Linked DNA regions of Mus musculus: region 2 is linked to region 1. Evidence: chromatin loops called from intact Hi-C (ENCODE). Cell type or tissue: left cerebral cortex. All regions are shown on one strand. Links, peaks and the distances in the headings refer to the core of each region. The heading gives the core; the rest is flanking DNA. Region 1 holds the start of C2cd4b (C2 calcium-dependent domain containing 4B). Region 2 overlaps Vps13c (vacuolar protein sorting 13C).

What was found. Hi-C counts contacts between places; a loop is a spot of excess contacts. Peaks named below come from ENCODE experiments on the same cell type or tissue, not always from the same donor. Only the 100,000 strongest peaks of a DNase experiment are listed, where the experiment ranks them.
Region 2: it touches region 1 in a loop (3-fold over the local background); 2 of 42 quality-filtered maps call a loop at or near these places.

The regions. Positions count from the first base shown.
Region 1 is chr9:67,755,163-67,764,448 of GRCm38, reverse strand. C2cd4b (C2 calcium-dependent domain containing 4B) reads right to left here and starts at 5,012. Exons shown (of 2, transcript NM_001081314.2): 1 at 4,933-5,012; 2 at 3,516-4,765. The coding sequence starts at 4,725. The coding sequence ends at 3,703. It overlaps M5C1000I18Rik (RIKEN cDNA M5C1000I18 gene), which reads left to right and starts at 4,219. Exons shown (of 2, transcript NR_153961.1): 1 at 4,219-5,301; 2 at 5,406-5,736. In left cerebral cortex, for the core only: a CTCF peak has its summit at 5,645 (motif pointing left); DNase peaks (open chromatin) are centred at 4,111, 5,068 and 5,614; H3K4me3 peaks cover 2,176 bases; H3K27ac peaks cover 1,305 bases.
Region 2 is chr9:67,952,171-67,961,456 of GRCm38, reverse strand. Vps13c (vacuolar protein sorting 13C) reads right to left here. Exons shown (of 85, transcript NM_177184.4): 62 at 8,419-8,523; 63 at 7,569-7,733; 64 at 6,791-6,919; 65 at 6,392-6,525; 66 at 5,664-5,790; 67 at 3,721-3,956. Among named protein-coding and RNA genes, the nearest start is that of Gm20745, 69 kb to the left of the region's middle. In left cerebral cortex, for the core only: no CTCF peak of the experiment used is centred there; a DNase peak (open chromatin) is centred at 3,789.

The DNA of each region.
Region 1 (9,286 bases), core at 897-8,896:
AGCTGCTCCTTCACACCATCACACGATGGCCTCTCAGGGCCTCCCTAGGGCAAATATGACCTTGCTACATATTGCTTGGCCTCAGCAGACATTTGGAGCCCTCATCCAGACCTCCAAAGCCCTGTTCTCATGGATTTCAACAACACGGACATTCCCTTCTTTTCTGGTCTAAGCTTCCACACTGCCACCAGCTGCCGATGCTTTCTGTCTTCTATACCCTGGCATCTCCTTTATTGAATTTTGGAATGTTGCACTGACTCAGAGTTTGGTCCACCTGCTCTTTCTGTTTATCCCATCTTTCCTTTCTACATTCAGTTTGGGCAATCAATGATTGATTAGCTAATGTGTGCTGTACTCTGTTTTAGGTGTCTGAGACAAAGCAATGACTATGTAAGCCAAATTTCTGCATTTGTAAAGCATACATTGTCATAAAAAGGAAAATGTGCAAACTACACAGTAACTGTGTAATACACCATTGGGTAGTAACAGTGACACACACAGGAGGGTGGAAGAAAAGGAAAATAAAGAATTGTAAGGGCAAGAGGACAGGGGTACCAGCTATGACTTTGTGAAGAGGTGACGTTCTCATAAGAGTAAAGTAAAACATGAGGCAGATGAGTCAAGGACAACTACACGAGACTGGAGTGACAGAAGACATGTTTGTGACCTTGAGAGAAGGCTCAGTAAGTAAACTGCTTGCTATCCCAGCCTCAGTCCCCGAGTTTGGATCACCAGAACCCATATAAAGCTAGCATAGTGCTTCTATGTTGAGATGGGCCACAGAGGTAGGAAAATCCCTGGAAGCTTGCAGGGCACCTGACCCAGAGTGTACAGAGGCAAACAAAAAGACTCTGACCCAGATAAGGTGAAAGGTGATGGTTGATACTGTAAGATCCCCGAAGCTGGGCCTCTGCTCAAATTCTGGGATGAGCTGGTCAGCACCCCAATGACGCTAGAGAAAACCTCACCTGATGCAAACTGCAAGAGGTTTTATTATCAGCTAGCTGAGGACGAACTCCTCGAGCCTTGCAGGGCAGGGGAGTTTGACCCCAAGTGGTAACAGTAAGGGGCTTTTAACAGCTAGCTGAGGAATTGGGAGGAGTTGGGAGCAGTTGGGAGGGGAGTTGGCTACAGCTCCTTTCTGGGGGCGGGGGGAGCTGCAGCCTCCCCTCCAGCATCTATCTCCATGTCCTTGTAGGTCTTCCTACAATTATCGCATCTCTGGCTGTTAGGCACAGAAACAAAAAGGCTTTTTGCTGGCTATAGAGAACAAAGAGCTTTTTTTCTGGCTGCATTTTTAGAGATCAGGGAAAACAAGCTTGGGGAACGTCCAGGGGCTTTACCTTCCAGGGAGAAACACTCTAAGTCGGGGTCTCACAATATCTAAGGTTAACATGGCAAGTGCACATCTGTACTCACACATATGAACACACACACACACAGAGATGAGCATGTGCCCACCCATGCAAGTATATGCACATGCACACACAGAGATTTAAAAAGAAAGCATGATTGTGCCATTTATAAAGGACTAGGAAAGATGATACTGGGAAGAAACATAGAGTTTTGGCTTAGAGCTATGAATACAACTTGCTGAGGCATTATAACATTGTAGTAAGGGGCTAGTTAGTTACACTTTCCTTTTGGAATTCCTTTTGGAATTTTTCCCTTCTCAAGGACAGAAATCTTCCTGGCTACTTGTCTTTCATTTGCCGCTCTCCAAACCTGTTACCTTCCTTAGTTGTTTTGTTTGTTTGTTTGTTTGTTTGGGGTTTTTTGCTTTGTTTTGGTAGTTACTGTAATAAAACTTGGGGTTTTTTTGTTGTTCTTTCTTTTTTTTTCTTCCTAAGTTTTATTTATTTAGCTATCCACTTGTGTATATTGTTCATAGCTGTGCCCTCTGTTCTTAGTATGACACTTATTGCAAAGAAGAGGCTCAAATGACTTGTGAGACAGCACAGGGTAGGCCAGTCATCTGGAGCAGCCAGGACACCTTGGTTCCTGTCTAAGGTCAGCTTTGTGTGCTAGCTACATGGCTCTGTGGAAATATATCTGGAATGAGTTCTCGGTTTTCAGTTATATGATTTTTAAGCACTAATTTGTCCACTGAAAATTATATTTAAAAATGCAGGATTTGTGATCGTACTCAGGATTTTAATAAGCTCTTTCTGGGCTGGGGAGACAGCCCAGGTGTTAAGAACACTGGCTGCTGTGATCCAGGACCTAAGTTCAGATCCTAGAACTCAAGTCAGATGGCTCACAACTTCCTGTATCCCCAGCTCCAGGGCATCTGGTACTTCTGGCCTTACTGGTATCTGCCCTCTAGTGCACATGCATACATCTATACATAATTTTTAAAAAATAATAAAAATAGACCTATTTCAAAAATTCTTGGGAGCTAGAGAGATGACTCAGTAGTTAAGAGAACAGACTGCTCTTCCTGAAGACCTGTGTTCAATTCCCAGCACCCATGCGGCAGCTCACAGCTGTCTGTAACTCCAGGATCTGACACTCTGGCACAGATATACATGCTGACAAAACACCAATGCACATTAAAAAAAAAGTGAACAAGAAAATAAAAACTTCTTAGAACCTCTTAGAACCCACAGCTCAAGAAATAGACAACTGATTTTAACTCATCTAGGAAATCCTACTGAAAAAACTAATCACTGTGTAACTGAAACACAGCTGAATGGGAACAAGGCCACAAAACCAGCTTGTTTACAGAGGCCACAAAGATCCCCCCCAGGAAGAAACAAAAGGAATGCCCACCCCCACCATCACCTTGAACTCCTATTTTCTTCCTTTACCTCTGCTCGCACAATATATGAAGAATTCTCTTTCAAAAGGGTTCTATTTCTTCTCAGAGGGGATTCTCTTCACCAACGCCATTGTACTAGAAGAGAGTTCTATGTGCATTATATGTGCATTGAAGGGAGAGTGGAAATTACACCACCTAACTCTGTAAAAACATTGTAATAGATCTGTCTGGAATGATGTTGAAAACATTATCACAATATCGTGTGTGCACAATTGCCCTCAGAGGTCAAGTTACAACCTCTGATGTTGTTCAATTGTCATCCACCTTATTCTTTGGGACAGGGTCTCCCATTGGTCACCAATAAGGCTAGACTGGAGAGTTATCAAACACCAAGGATGTAGCTGCTTGTCTATCCCTCTCCAGCCTTGCGCTTACAATTGTGTATCACCGGCCTCAGCTTTTTAAAGATAGGTTTACCAGGACAGGATTCAGTACATCTCGCCTGCATGGCAAGCACTTCACCAGTGAATGAACCTTCCTTCCAGTGGGGAAAAGCAAGCATGTGAGTGTGCTTCTGTTCTTATTCTTCCACTCTGGGGTAAATACGTTCTTTACGTTGTTGGTTTTCCCTTTTTACTATTAAAATGGTCTGGAAAAGGAGCAGATACTGTAAATAGACGGGGGGGGGGGCATTACTTTTCCTTTTGCTTCCAAAAAGCGATCAGAAAAGTGAAAAAACATCAATGCTGCAAGATTATAGATAGAAAAATAAATAACTTTTATTTTGTACAAAAGGGAAAGTGCACCAGAGCCAAAAGGCTGTTGTGTGTGTCCCGGGGATAAGCCACTGTCAAGAGGCCTTGAGTATCTGAGGGCCAAGAGTCTCTGTGCATCTCAAGGCGACTCAACCTTAAATGTCCAGAGCACCAGGGAAGCCGCGCTCATAGCAGTAGCAGAGAGCCCAGCAGCAGCTCGCCCTGGCCCAGCGGTCGTCCGCGCTCCAGCCCGCGGCCCTTGCTCTCCGCCTTGATGCGCACGGCCAGGCGGCGCAGCTGCTCCTCCGGGAGCCGATCGAAGCAGCAGTCCTGGTCCAGGGCGGCCTTGCGGCTGCGGCGGACCACACTGGCGCGCTGCTGGCCCGACGGCCTCAGCACCAGGCTGAGGCGGCAGCCCAGGGCGCGGGGCTCCAGCGCGGCGGCCGGGCCCTCAGCGCGCAGCAGGCGGAGGCGGAGGCAGGCGCTGCGCGGACAGTACTCGGCCGCCAGGCGCAGCGTGCAACCCCCGCGGCCCAGAGCCACGCTGGCTTCAGCTTGCAGGCGCTCGGGATCCGGGCTGCTGGGGACCGGGGGCGCGCAGGAAGCGGCGCGCTCGTGCTCGTCGCCGCGGGGCGCGGGGCGCGCGCTGGCCCGGCCGCGGGGAGCCCGCAGCGCGCGGCTCAACAGACCATCGGGGGCGCGGAGGAGGCGGCGCATACGGGGCACTGGAGCGGCTGGTGGGGTTTTGTCCAGGTCGCGCGGGGCGCCGAGCTCAGAGTCCGATGCTCGGCGCGGACTCGCGTAGGTGTGCGCACGGTGGCAAAGTCCCAGCCTGGGGGTGCCGGGGTGGCCGAGGAAGAGCGACTCCTTCCGGCGCGTGTGCGGGCTCTCGAGCAGCGCGCAGAAGCCGTAAACGGTGCGCGCGCGGGGCAGGTGCGGCAGCGAGAGCGCAGCCTGGGAGCGCGGGTCCCAGTCGGTGCGACCCGCGCAGTCTTCGTCACTGTCTTCGCGGTCGTCAGGGATGCGCGGCCACAGGTCCGGTTCGGCCGCGCAGCGCCAAGGCAGTGCGGCAGCGGGAAGCGGTGATTCGAGAGCGCCGGGGACCTGCAGCCGCGGGGGGATGCAGAACTCTGGGATGCGGCCCGGGGTGAGCACGTTGGAGAAGGCAGGCTCAGGAGTGGAGGAGCGAAGTCGACCGAGAAGCTTCATCCTTCTAGCTTATGCCCGAGCGTGGCGGATACACGAGCGTCTGCAACACAGAGAAAAACTGTTGAATTTGGGCTCCTGAAGTCCAGTGGATCCCTTCTTTGACCCTCTGGAAGTACCCACAAATCTAGGGCTCCGGGTCAGCACGAATCAACCTTTGGAGCATCCTCATGGTAACAAACTATATACATGAATATATAGAAATCAGACCTTTTCTTCTTCAGTCTCGCTGGGTCCGACTAGTCGCAGGAACGAAGCAGGTGACGTGTAGTTCACAGCTAGGGCTCCACCTTCAGCACTGCAGCTGTGACAGTGGCGCTCCAAACTTATACCTTAGTGGAAGTCACGCCCAGGCTCCAAGAGGCCAATCCGAAGAGGTAACAGACCGAACCCGCCTTTCAGCCGTCCCTTCCCACTAAATCTCCAGCTGCTAGCTGTATAGGTGTCGCAGGAGCTGGCTCTGGGACTTACATTGGCTGTCCCTTTGCTGGAGCGCCATTTACAGATGAGTAAAGGGCATCCTGTCACCATGCGAAAGAGAATTTGGTAGTTCAAAGTGTTTGTGGCCTCTCAGAGAAGGTGAGGAAGGAGGAAGAAACGTGAAGTTGAATTTAGCAACTAAGTAAATCCGATCCTTCCACTGGGCACCTGACTCATAAGCTCCCCTGGGTTCTATTTTTCAGGATGCATACCTGTTTCCAAGCACAGACTAAACTTGGCATGTCCGTTTAGGATGGGGTTATGTGCAGAACGTTTTGCGAAATTGAAAACGCATTAGTCCGCCTACGTTTAACATATCCAGACTGCTTGGATTCGACACTGGACTAAAAGGTTGGAGTAAAGTGGTTGCATTCACTTTAATTCAAAAATCGTAGATACTGACTAAGTCCCGGGTCAGCAGCTTAGTTAGCCTCTGTCTCCCTCTGCTGGACTGTCCTTGATATCACCATGGTCTGGGCTACCTGATGCCCTAAGTACTGGTGATTTGGGTAAATAAATAAAGTGCAAAATCCTATGAATGACTTGGGGGGAGATTTTGGGCAGATCCCTAAAAATACTTGATTTTCCAAAATTACCCTTTTCTTTCTGCCCTAGCCAAACCTATCCAGAGGCAGGGGGTTGGGGTGATGGGGAAGTGGAGGTCGGTGGGGATAGACAGGGGGACCTTACAGTTAATCCAAAGACACTCTTATTTTCTGAGATAAAGATGAAATGAGGCCGGCATGGTGGCGCATGCCTTTAATCCCAGCACTCGGGAGGCAGAGGCAGGTGGATTTCTGAGTTCAAGGCCAGCCTGGTCTACAAAGTGAGTTCCAGGACAGCCAGGGCTATACAGAGAAACCCTGTCTCAAAAAACCAAAGTAATAACAATAATAATAATAAAAGAAAGATGAAATGAGGGTTTGGGGAAGCTCCACGAAGGCTAAAGAGAGCCTCTTAGTATGGAGATCTGCTCTGTGTCTGCCATGTGCTACTTCCCGGGGCTGAAATGCCTCTTCTTTGTTTTGTGTCTTCTAAGGGGGTGGGAAATTATGAATGACCCCCAGGACTCACACACAGCAAACAAATACTGCTACTGAATCACATCCCCAGACCTACTGAGTTATTTTGAGAGAGGTCCTTGCTAAGGTGCCCAGGCTGTCCTTGAATTCAGTGTAACCCAGGCAGGCTTTGAACTTGCAGTCCTTCCTGAGTGCTGGAAATACCGGCAGAGGCCACCAGACACAGCTGACTTTTAACTTTCTGTATGCATCAGCCCTGACAGGAACTGTTGGGACCCTGCAAGCCTCAAGAGGGGCAGGGGAAAGATCCATGCAAGAAAAAGACTGAAACTTGAGTCAGCACCACCTTTGAAAGTGGAAGAGTTTGACCCCAGGGTTGATTTTTATCTTACGTTTTAAATACAGTAAAATGTTGGAGAAAGGTTTCCGGGTGACATTTAGAACAAAGCTTTAGGCATAGTGACATAGGAACTCCCTAGCAAAGTAGGAAAGCGCCTGTGACCTTTACGATAGGAATGGGTTCTGTTGACTGCTGACCAGTGCTCCTGGCTAGGGGCTAAGGAGTAAGGATGTATACTCGGCTTAAGGATGGAATCTATTGGTAGATGATGCAAAGTACATGGGACCTCCTTCAGGAGGAAGGGTTCTATTTGCTGAGACAAAGCTCGGGACTAAGGGGAATCAGAAAAGCTGGCTCCCTAGAATAGTAAAAAAAAAAAAAAAAAAAAAAAAAAAAATCACCAGGTTGTCAGCCACCATCCACTCCCCCCTTCTGGGTGACCAGGCATCAGTAATCATCCTTTGGAGTCTGGTTTTTCCAGTGGTTTCTTTAAGCTTTCCATGACCTAATTCCCTGTCTGCAGTTCGTCTCCCTCCCGCCAAGCAGTCTATAGACCGCTGTTATATTTCTCATGATACTTTGGAAATTTTGATTGGCAGCTTTTTCTTGCCTAATAGAGTTTCCTAGTACATAAGTCACAGAGTTCCTTGAGACACCATTATGTGTCATGAGTTTTAGAAACATAAATGAATAGTAAAAGTCTGGATGGGAGGAGGAAATGAGAAGAACAAAGGCACCGCTATGAGTGTATTTATGATCCAATAAAATCCCTGTGGTAGAGCCCCAAATTGCCTTCATTCCAGTTACCTTGTCTAGGTCATTAACCTACCATCTTACTCAGTCCCCCCCACCCTTCAATTCCAGCACCAGGGATACAATCTTCGGCAAATACTAAGGTCTCAGTCAATATTTGATGAGTTATATTGTGTTACATTGATAGTAATCTACCATCCAGTTCTTATGACTGTCAGGTGCTTCCAACCACCTATCTCACTAGCCAGCTACATTATTTGATTTCTCATAATAAACCAGTGAGGCAGATGTCTCTGTTTGCCTGATGGGAAACTGAGGTGCACACAAGAGACCTTTCGTAGGGTCATTCAGACTGAACTAGGCCACAGCTGCTGAGTCTTTTCTTGCTAATTTCTGATCATTTCCTTCCTAACTAAGGTATTGTGTGTGACTTATCTGAAACCCAGAATTTCATTTGTTTGCTTGCTTGCTTTTGAGACAGGCCCAGGCTGGCCTTGGGTTTGTGTGATCCTCCTGCCTCAGCTAGCTGCCTGAATGCTGGAATTATAGACTGTGCCACCACGCTTTGGAACAATGTTTGTTCTTAAAACACCTGGGTCTACTTTTGTGTATTTTCTACTATCCTTATGTTGGAAATAACCCATTGTGTCAAGATCCTTAAATATGAGGAAAAGTGAAATTTCTGTCTGTATAAATAACATTCTTAATCACATTTCTCTAGTAGATTTGTTTGTGATTGGACAAGTATTGATCCATATGGATCCACCAGGGCCAGGGAACAGTAACATCCAGCTAAAGCCAAATTCACGTAGAGGTGATCTTGGGGGTCTCTGACCATCTGATTCCCCAATTCAGCAGGTCAGTCGGCTGAAGAGCCGTTGTTGAAGGGCCTTCTCTAAGGCAGAAAGCACCCTGGAAGCGTGTGCTAGGGTGGAATGGCAGAACTATGTAATAAGTGTGGATCCAGTGCCCTTTGTCTCCCTTGAGGAGGTACAACATTGTTCCTAACCTTCTTAAAAGCATCTTTACAGTAACTATCTAGACTAATTTGTGGTTACGTTTTAGCAACCATTAGACATTCTCCTTTGATGTCAGATATTTTTCTCCTTCACATTGGTACAATGTACATAGAACCCTTAATCATTTTTGCAAACATTATATTTATTTAATCCTTGAGATAATAATGGAAATCTAATACTCAGGCTGAGGAAATGGAAGTTTGTCATTAACAATATAGGAATACAGGGCTGAGCCATTACTAAGGCCTGCTTGTGACTCCCAACCATATCTTGAGGCTGGAGACATGGCTCAGTGGTTAAGAGCACTGGCTGCTCTTCCAGAGGATCCAAGTTTTATTTATAGCGTCCACATAGAAGCTCACACCCATCTATAATGTTAATCCCAGGGGATCTGATTCCCTCTGTGTGTCTCCAAGTGTATCAAGCATGCATGTTGTACGTATACATACATGTGGGTAAACCATACATTGTAGAGAGAATATCTTGAGTGTTGTATGGATTCATCACCTGTCAATTAAAAAGCCTATGGCCTGCAGCTTAGGCATGAAATAGAGGTGGGATATCTTGGAGGAGAAAGAATTCTGGAAGAGAGAAGGTGAGAGAGTCACTGAAGAGAACTGACGAGACAGACTCATGGTACTGGGCACAGGTAACCAGCCATGTGGCAGAATGTAGGTTAAAATAATTGGGTTATTTTGGTTATTATCTACTCAGAATAGAGCCTAGATATATGGCCAAGTTACTTATAAATATATTTTGAGTCTGAGTCTTATTTCTGGGAGCGTGGGGCTGGGAGGAAGACCCAGGTTTAACTACAACAAAACAGTCCCTAACTTATGTCAGTTAAACCCCAAGCTTACATCCAAAAAGGCCTGTGGAAAAGTCGGGCTAACAGAAGAAGAAGTCTGGTCTCTAAAATACAAAAACAGACCAAAGCTTCCCAAAACAGC
Region 2 (9,286 bases), core at 432-8,431, 200 kb before region 1:
CACCTGCCTTCGAGGGAGCATGAAGAATAAAGCTAGGGGAAATATCTCTCATGGCAGCACACTGGCATCCATCATGCCAATGACTGTTTTTGTACAGGACCACAGAGATTGTACATTGACCATGTCAAGGGAAGAAAAGAAAAAAAGCTTCCATAAAATTTTTAACTAATGAAACTTAAAATATTAAAAAAAACTAAAGATGTCTATTTAAAAAATTCTTGTGAATAAGCCAACATTTTACATAGTTATTGTTCCTGATTCTCAAAATCAGGTGTGAATTTTTCAAGTGGAATTTTAAAAATGAAGATTTGTGTTTATGCAACTGTGTGTGTGTGTGTGTGTGTGTGCGTGTGTGTGTGCGCGTGTGCGTGCGCATGTGTGTCCTTTCATGTAGTGCTCATGGAAGCCAAAGGAGGGCATCAGAAACATAAGAGTTTTTTTTTTGAGTCACCCAACATGGGTGCTTATTTTGAGACTCTACTTCAAATTCTCTACAAGAACAGTACATACTCTCAACCTCTGCTCCATCTCTCCAGCCCTATATTTGTGCTGATTTATAACAACTATTTTATAACATCATTATAGACATTTGCTGCCAAGTACTGACATCAATCTATGAGAACACTGCATCTATTTTATTCTTATTTTATTTACTACCCCTGAGGGGTTTATAAAATTCTAAGAGACTACTGTGTTAATACTTGCCTTTCTGCCCATCAGCACATTGTGAATAATCAGATTACAAGAAAGTTCCTCAATTGGACAGATAGATTTTGAAATACAAACATTTTCTTCATACACACACACACCAAGATCAGAAAAAATGTTGTTCCAACTGAAGGCTTATGATATAAAATATGTCTTCTCCAAACATATGGGCATTAGAGACCTTTTAACTTAAGACAGCATGGGAAATACACATCAACGGTCTGACATGGCTTATGATTTAAGCATTACCTATCTTAAAACTGAGTTTGTGGCAACATAAATTTTGCACATAAGCACTGTCATCTGGCTTTCTAATTCTCAATTAAAGTTCATACAGAAACATGGCCAGTTCCTTGAGCAAGATGGCTTCCAGTTCTAGTTAAGAGTGGGAGAACAGTGCATGGGGGTGACTATTTACTCAGGGCTCTGAATTTGAAGAGTTCAGTGAGAGACTTCTAGTGCTACGTCATTCAACTGCTATGTAGTAAGACACAGGACAATGAGCTTCTACTGCCATCAAGCCACAGGAACGATGGGGTTAAAGCACAGACTGAGTTTGACAACACCCAACAGATCAAGTATTTCCTACCAAGCATCTGCTGACACATAACACAAAGAACAGAAGGTATGAAGTGCTTCATACTTTCAAAATTCTATGAACTTGACCAACTAAGATTGTGCTCGCAGTCATAATGCATCTTAGACTTCAGCTCAGTCATGCAGAATTTATCTTCCCCATTTGAAAAGATTCTCACCATCCATTTTAAGCTCTGCCCTGACTTCTCAGATACACAATGCTTGAGTGCAAGGGAGCACCAGCTGACTCCTCAGAGCTGGAGAGCCATCTGTGTCGCCAGCCTTTGTAGCTGACTGATGTTGTTCTGAATGTCCTCAAGTCCATGTAAAACTGTCCTCACAGAAACACTAATGGGCTTAGGTAATTTATCATCTCTGCACATATTTCTTTAGCTGCCACAATCAGACAGGATCAACTACAAAAGGCTTTCCTTGCTAGACTTAGCAAAGGAGTCCCTCAGAAGCTGACTTTGGCTATAGCCTCATTCATGGTGATCTTTGTGAAAACTTGTGTTGTGGTGAGACATTCTGTCTTACAGCTTTCTAACTTTTCCAGCCCCTGCTCACCTGCATGCACACTTAGTTTGGAAGTGGCAGTATCTTCCATATTCTTCTGGCACAGCGATAATTGCACGATGCAATAAGTTAATGCTTTGTCAAAAATAATGTGTATTCTACTATGCCCTCAAAGAGAGACATTCAAAGCCCATTCTTCCTGTTTTCACACGATGGGTATCCAGAGTAAGAATAAATAAATAAGCAATATAGCAAGACAATATTCATTGTGATTTGAGTGCACAGAGCAGCAGCGAGAAAGCAGCTACACATGCGTGACAATAAATAAACCACTCCTGGGCTGTGCACTGTGAACCTCATACATGTGCAACAATAAATAGTGGCCCCAACCACTCCTGGGCTGTGCACTGTGAACCTCATATAACTTCACTTCTCATAAAATATTATTTGGGTGTTCCCCATCTTTTCAATATTAAACACTTTGGTTTGAAATCAAAAGCTATACATAAACAGGCAGTGGTTTCACTGTGACTTATCATTCATACTTTACTGAGGTGTATTAAAGAAAACCGTTTATGAAATAAATATGAATCTATAATATTTTAATTTACCTAGCTTACTGAGACTAGCTAATGATGTTTCCTATGTGTTGCATAAATCCAGCAGCTCTTCCTGATAAAAACCATGAAACCTGGGAAAGCACCCTCATGTTTAGGGCATCTAAAGAGATTGTTGTTCTGTTGGGGGAAAACTGTCCTCTAAATAAGTCTTTTACCAAACTCACTGTGATTAGCAGACAAGAGAACCATACAAGTGTTTTCTCAGTAGAAACTGAACCAGAGGAATTAATGGGTGTGAAAGTTCTAAATAGCCATAATGGCTAATAATAAATGACATAATAACTAACTAATAATAAGTAATATAATAACTAACCACGAAACTTAAAATCCAGAGGAAACTGATGCTCAAGTATGGAGGGATTGGCTGGACTCTCCCTTCTCACACGCTGGTAGGCACAGCGAATTTCTAGCTAACAAGCTCTCAGTTAGATGTCTCACTTAGGGAGTGAGTTTACAGGGCTCTGACATTTCACAGTACCTGTAGTTACCGGTGCCCACACATTTCCTTTCCCACACTCTCCAGGCTGCCTGCTGGGGTATCAGAGAACTTAGCAGCTGTTCACTTGGGGAACCTGCCCCTTTCCTCAGAGATCTGTAACAAGGAACCCAGATGCTGCCACAAGGGCCTGACTCCACTCAGTGTTGTTCCTGCAATGTTGTGTGTGATATTGGAATATGAACTCTCCTAGAAGTGTGCTCCGCAACATGCTATCGTCTGTAAACATTAACCTTCAATGACCCATCAGTGTGTTCCTGAACCCACAAATACATATTACAGTGTGTGTGTGTGTGTGTGTGTGTGTGTGTGTGTGTGTCTTGCTTCCCTTATAAACATTTTTTTCTAATTTATTTCTAGTGGCTTCTCTCAAGGCATACTAGTTTCCCCAAATTCCACTGCATAAATGAATTATTTCTACTGCAGATGCAGATACTATTTTCAGTTTTTCTCAATGTTTTTATAACTCGTTTTTTAAAACAAAAAAGGAAAGAGGAGGAAAGGAAGGAGGACAGGAAGAAAGGAGGGAGGGAAGGAGGGAGGGAGGAAGGGAGGGAGGAAGGGAGGGAAGGGCTGACGGATGGACTGTCTTTCCTGCCAACTGACATGAATACTGTGAAAGCACAGAAGGCCCCTGAGTCCTCTGAGACTCTGGACCTATCTATCACCTGGCAGTCCAAACATTTACTTAGTACATATGTCAAATTGAGGACATGCATCTATCTGTATATAGTCTCACTAAATGTATATTGTGAACTTGGGGCTTTTTAAAGACTTCTGCATCTTATCTCTCTTTGTATATACCTGGTGATTCCGACATATGAGACTTCCTGCTTGTTTTCATTGTTAACCAGAGAGAGCCCGAGGCTGTGGAGCGACAAGGCTACTTCGTGATCGGCCTGTTCCATTTCTTCAGCTTGGAGTGCTTTGGAAACCAAAGCAACATCATCTGTGAAAAGCAGAACCCTCTGGCGCCCATCAAGGAAGGACACCCAGTGTATCTGGATGTTCGCATCGTACGGAAACTGACCACACTCATCCTGGAGAAAGAAAGACACTGAGTTAAACATGGACAGAATTTTCATACTTAAAGCTGGATATAAAAGAAAAGCTTCGAAAGATTGACTGTAAGACAGAGAACTCCAGTCATCAAACTGACATAAAGCCAGCACTTACATAAAAATAACAAGAACGCTAACCAGGTCTAGGAATATGGCTCCACGGATAAGGCAGGTCTGTAAGCAGGACCTACATTTTAGAGCTCTAGTACCCATTTAGAAGCTAGGAAGGAGAGTGGCTGCCTGCAATCCCAGCACTTTGGAGGCTGAGGCAGAGGAATTTGGGGCAAACTGGCTCCTTAGACTAGCCCCATTAGAGACCCTGTCTTGATAAAGTAGGAAATGACTGAGAAAGACACCAGAAATCAATTTGAGGGTGCTACATCCATAAGTACATGCACTCACAGACTCTTATATGTGCCAACACACATGTACACACACACACACACACACACACACACACACATATCATTGTTTTCCCTATCATCGACAGAGCAGTGCCTTGGCTTGCGTCCCTGGCTAGTGTGGCAGGGCTCTGTGCAGGATCTCAAGCTTGCTTTACTAGCACCAGTGTGGTAAGATGATTGCCTGTCTCTCCAACTGGAGAGCAGTTCCTGCTGAGAAAAGAAGTCAGCATAAGAAGAGGTGTGTGTGTGTGTGTGTGTGTGTGTGTGTGTGTGTACCTATGTGTGTGCCTATGTGTGTGCCTATGTGTGTGACAGGGGTAAATAAGTGGCAGTGGAAATCCCAGGATTTTTGAGATGCTGGACCCAGGGGGCATCTGTGAGAAAAGCTTCAGGTATGGAGGTGAGGGTGCTTCAGAGAGAGGGGCTGTGTCTGCTGCAGGCAGCAGAGCTGGCAGAGCAGGGTGACCCAGCCCTCTGTACCTCAGGTGATTCCTCCACAAGCCCTAGATGCTGAGCATGGAGCTGCAGGATTTCATGTTCTCCCTGCTGGATTCTCTCGTTTGCATATGATCATTCCATGCTTTGCCCCCACCCCCCGTTTTTGGACTAGAAATGTTTACTCTATGCCACAGTATGTTAGAAATATGTAACTTTTTCATGATTGTCCAAGACTCACAGTTCTAAACAGTGTTGGGACTCTTAACAACTAGAGGGTCTTGTGAAGGTTGACTGAATGCATTTTGCCTTATTAAATGGTCACAACACAGGGCCAAGAGATGGAAGGCTGGTATAAAAGTAAATGGCTGGCTGTGTGGTTGACCAGGGATTCGCCTGTAATAGTTTATACTGATTGCCAATTTGATAGGATCTAGAATCACCTTGGAGACAAATCTCTGGACATGCTTATGAGGGATTTTCTAAATAAATGAACAGAAATAGAGAAATAAGCCTAAATGTGGACAGCACGCTTGCTGGAGCTGGAGTCCTAGCCTGAATCAAAAGGAAAAAGCAAGCTGAGCACTGGCTTTCACCTCTGCTCCATCACTCCAGACACAATGTGGCCAGCTTCGTCAACTTCCCTGCCTTGACAGACTGTAGCTCCATGAATATCAGAGGCCCAAACACCTTCCTCCTTAAAGATGCCTTGCATCGCACTTTATCTTAGCAACCAGAGAAACGACTCATACAAATGGTTTGCAGTATAAAACACAAAAGGAACAGTCTTAGAACATTTCAATTCACTTTGTTTCCATGAAAACAGCATTTCCATATCAAAGGGTACCTTTAAGAGATCATGCTCCCCAAAGTTAGCTGCATAGTTCCAAGTGAGTTTCCTGATGCCAGTGGGATCTGCCCAGGCAAAGAGTCGAGTTTCTCCTGGCAGCAATACTAGTTCCTCCTGTGACCCACTGAAACAGTTGACAGAAGATCAGCATGTCCTGGCCTTGAGACACCACAAAGGCCTTATAAACTTGCTTAGTCAATAACATACAACTCAGCCCCAAAACAAGTACACTAATACGCCCTGTAGCTAGCAGTTCTGGCACCTGGGCAGACAGACTATGTCAGTGCAGCACAGTTCCAGACACGCATTTACAGGAACGGGGTCACTGCCATTACCAAGTGACTAAGAGAAGGATAATGTTTAATACATAATTTCACAGACCTTTGTCTGCATTCTGAAATTTATAAAGACCCAAAGCCCAAAGATTTTTCTCAGGTTTGCTCTCAAGCCATTTGGCAAAAAGACCCATTTGAGTTGATTGGGATATTTAAAAGCATCTCTTTGTCCCAGTTCATATCAGACACGTAAGTTTTGCTGTAGAAATATAAATGTGTTTGGTGAATACTATGTCAAAACTTGCCAGTGCATTAGGAATAAACAGCACATGCCTCTTACCACCGTTGTCAAGTCTGAAGCCATCTGGGGTGTGAAACTGTAACATTTCCCAGAAAGGACCATGGATTATTGAAAGCAAAGTGGAGATCTAACCCCGCCTTGTCTCATACCTCTGTTTATACGTGAGGACATCCCACTGTGTGTGGTTCATTATCAGAGCAGGCGCAGACCCCTCATGATAGTCACTGAAGGTTATGACAGTTGAGTGTTCAGCAGTGTTTATGTCCACCAGGATGCCTCCATTCTGTTTCAGAGAAGAAGAAGTGTGCTCAGCCTACTGGCTAAGTATCTCAACTGCATGGACCCATCCCACGTTCAATCAGCTTTACAAACACGTCCCTTATCTCTAAAGTTCTCACTGGCTCTGGCTCCCACAAACGTGTGTTGTCATTAAAATGCCCCCAGAAGCCCTACAAGGCATCTCCAGATCTCTATAGCATGACTCACAGGAAAAGTTCAGTCAACTTTCAAAAGTCAAAGACATGATATTTTGCAATCTGAAGACTTACCAGATCCTCTAAGCTCAATAAAGTGCCGTTGTCTTGTCGGTTGTAAAAGAATGGCTTGGAAGAGCCTTCGTAGCCCACCACTCTCACACAAAGTTTGCCAGACAAATTTTCAGGCCAAAATGGAATACACTGAAAAAAGTATAATACCAGGACATAAGACAGCGGTTCATTAAACACATTGGGTAATTAAATTTTCAAGTCTAGATCTTATTTAATAAAATATCAGTAAAATTGTTCAAATGTCCTCTATACCTCATAGTAAAAACCCTGACAACACTGACGAGCTGGGTGTGGTGGCACACGCAGAAGCTGAAGCGGGAGCTTCCTAAGTTCAAGGCCAGCCCAGGTTACACAGCAAGAACCCATTTAAAAAAACAAAAACAAAAAAGCAAAACAAAAAGAAAACCCTACTGATATAATCATGAGACCACAGTGCATTCATCAGAATAAAAATCTATTAATCTATATGTACTTATAGCAATTACATTATAAAAAACTCAAGAGCTTACTGATTAAGAATGCCTCCATCTCCTGTGTACTTAAAAATCTCACTCTTCACTGCATTTGCCTTGCCAAGTTCATGGATCAATTTTAGTCATATGGGGATAACTAGAAAATGACTGCTAGCCATCTAGACTGAGCTAATAGAAAATATTACCAATTATTTTCTAATAGGGTGAAATAAAGATCTTTTGTAGTTGCTGTCACAGTTAACACATATGCGTGTCTATGCTTATCTGTACATTTTGGGAATCAGCCATATCTTAGGGAAATTTACCTCTGACGAAGCAACATAGTGCCATTTGTTGGTGGGTATGGAACCATCTGAAGCAATCTCTCCAACTTCTAGGTCTAACGAGGACTTATTTGCAACAGTACAGAAGGGAGTCAGAGTGACTACTCGTGAGAGATTAAAACTGCTCATCTTGATGCTAACCCCGACCTGAGGGAAGGAGACAAACAAGGTCATTCTCCTGCTCTTTATTCAGTGTCAAAAATGAAGACATAGGTCACACACGTGCAACTGAGAATATATAAACTAGGAGTCTTAGATAAGTAACTAGTAAAAGCTGTATTCTATTATTGTCCTCTACAGAAAGGTCTGGCTTCTCACACCAGCTTTACCAGAAATCAACTACAAAACACAGATCACACGCTCAATGACATCTCGCAATGATCGATTTACTGTCTGGTTTGTTGTTGTTTTTTTTTTTTTACTTATTAATAATCTAAATGTTAAGTGCTTTATAGTTAGTAGGCTCAAATTTAATTGCTTTGTCTATTACCAATAAAATCAGAATTCTGAAGCAGTAGAAAATGGGTCATGTGGCATCCGATTATTCAGATTTTCAAAGTAGTCAGGCTTAAGATTTAAGATATAACTGACAGGGTATATGGAATGAAGATTTGAATGTATCTTGAATATTACTAAAGTTGCCCAATCCAATGAAGTCAACCCATTTGAATTTTGACAAATTCAAGTTCTGCTTTGATAAAATAATAGAAATCTGCAGACCATCTTCCAAAGAACTTTTGATTTCAGACTTCTGTGCTCCTTAGGAGCCGGCTTGTTTGCTGAAGTGTGGGGAAGCAAATGAAGCCAAAGGTCATGAAGCAGCCCCTCTTACCAGGTATTCCATATTGGTGGCCGGGCACTTCACACACCCGTAACTGCCCACAGTGTCCAGTGAGAAACCATTGGACCAGGCACTGGTTGAAATTTTTAGCTGTACCTACACAAGAGAATATATGATATCATGTAAGAAACCTAAAAGATGAAACTAATTTTACTTCATAGAAAAATTTCTAGACTTATAGAAATTTCCCCAGTATCTTGAAACACAGAAAAATACAGTCACAACCATACTGAATGGGTATAGGGAACCAAGGAAGAGAAGTATAACCCTGACCATCCCATTCACCTTAGCAATAAATGAAAATTTGTCTTTAATTATTTAATTATAATTACTAAAGTTAGACACGTCCCTCATGTTAGTTTTAAAGGGACACAGCTGCCGTCTTCAGTGAGCATGGAACTCAACAGAGATAAAAGGAAGCACGTTCTAAGAATTATGACACCACACAAGAGGTGTAAAACGCAGCTGGGGAGAGGATGGTGGCGTTCCTCTGGGATTTAGGTGGAGTCTTGCAGAAGAGACTGGCCTGTGCCCTGCCAGTCTGCTTACCCCTACCCATCCACCAAGATCATAACAAGCATAAGGACAGCCCAAGATGACACACAGAGGCAACTCCATATATTGACCTGAACTCTAAAGAGTTGCTCCCACACAGCAGCTGCATCTGAGACTGTTTACAGACACATTCTCAGGCTCTGTCCAGAATCACTAAAGTGAACCTAAGGGCAGGATTAAGCAAACAATTGCAAAGCCATCTAAGTGACAATAATGGACACTGAGATGATTTGAGTCCCATGGATCTAAGCAACAGGACTGGGATAGGTAAAGTCACTGTAAACAGAAAATGCATTAGCGATGA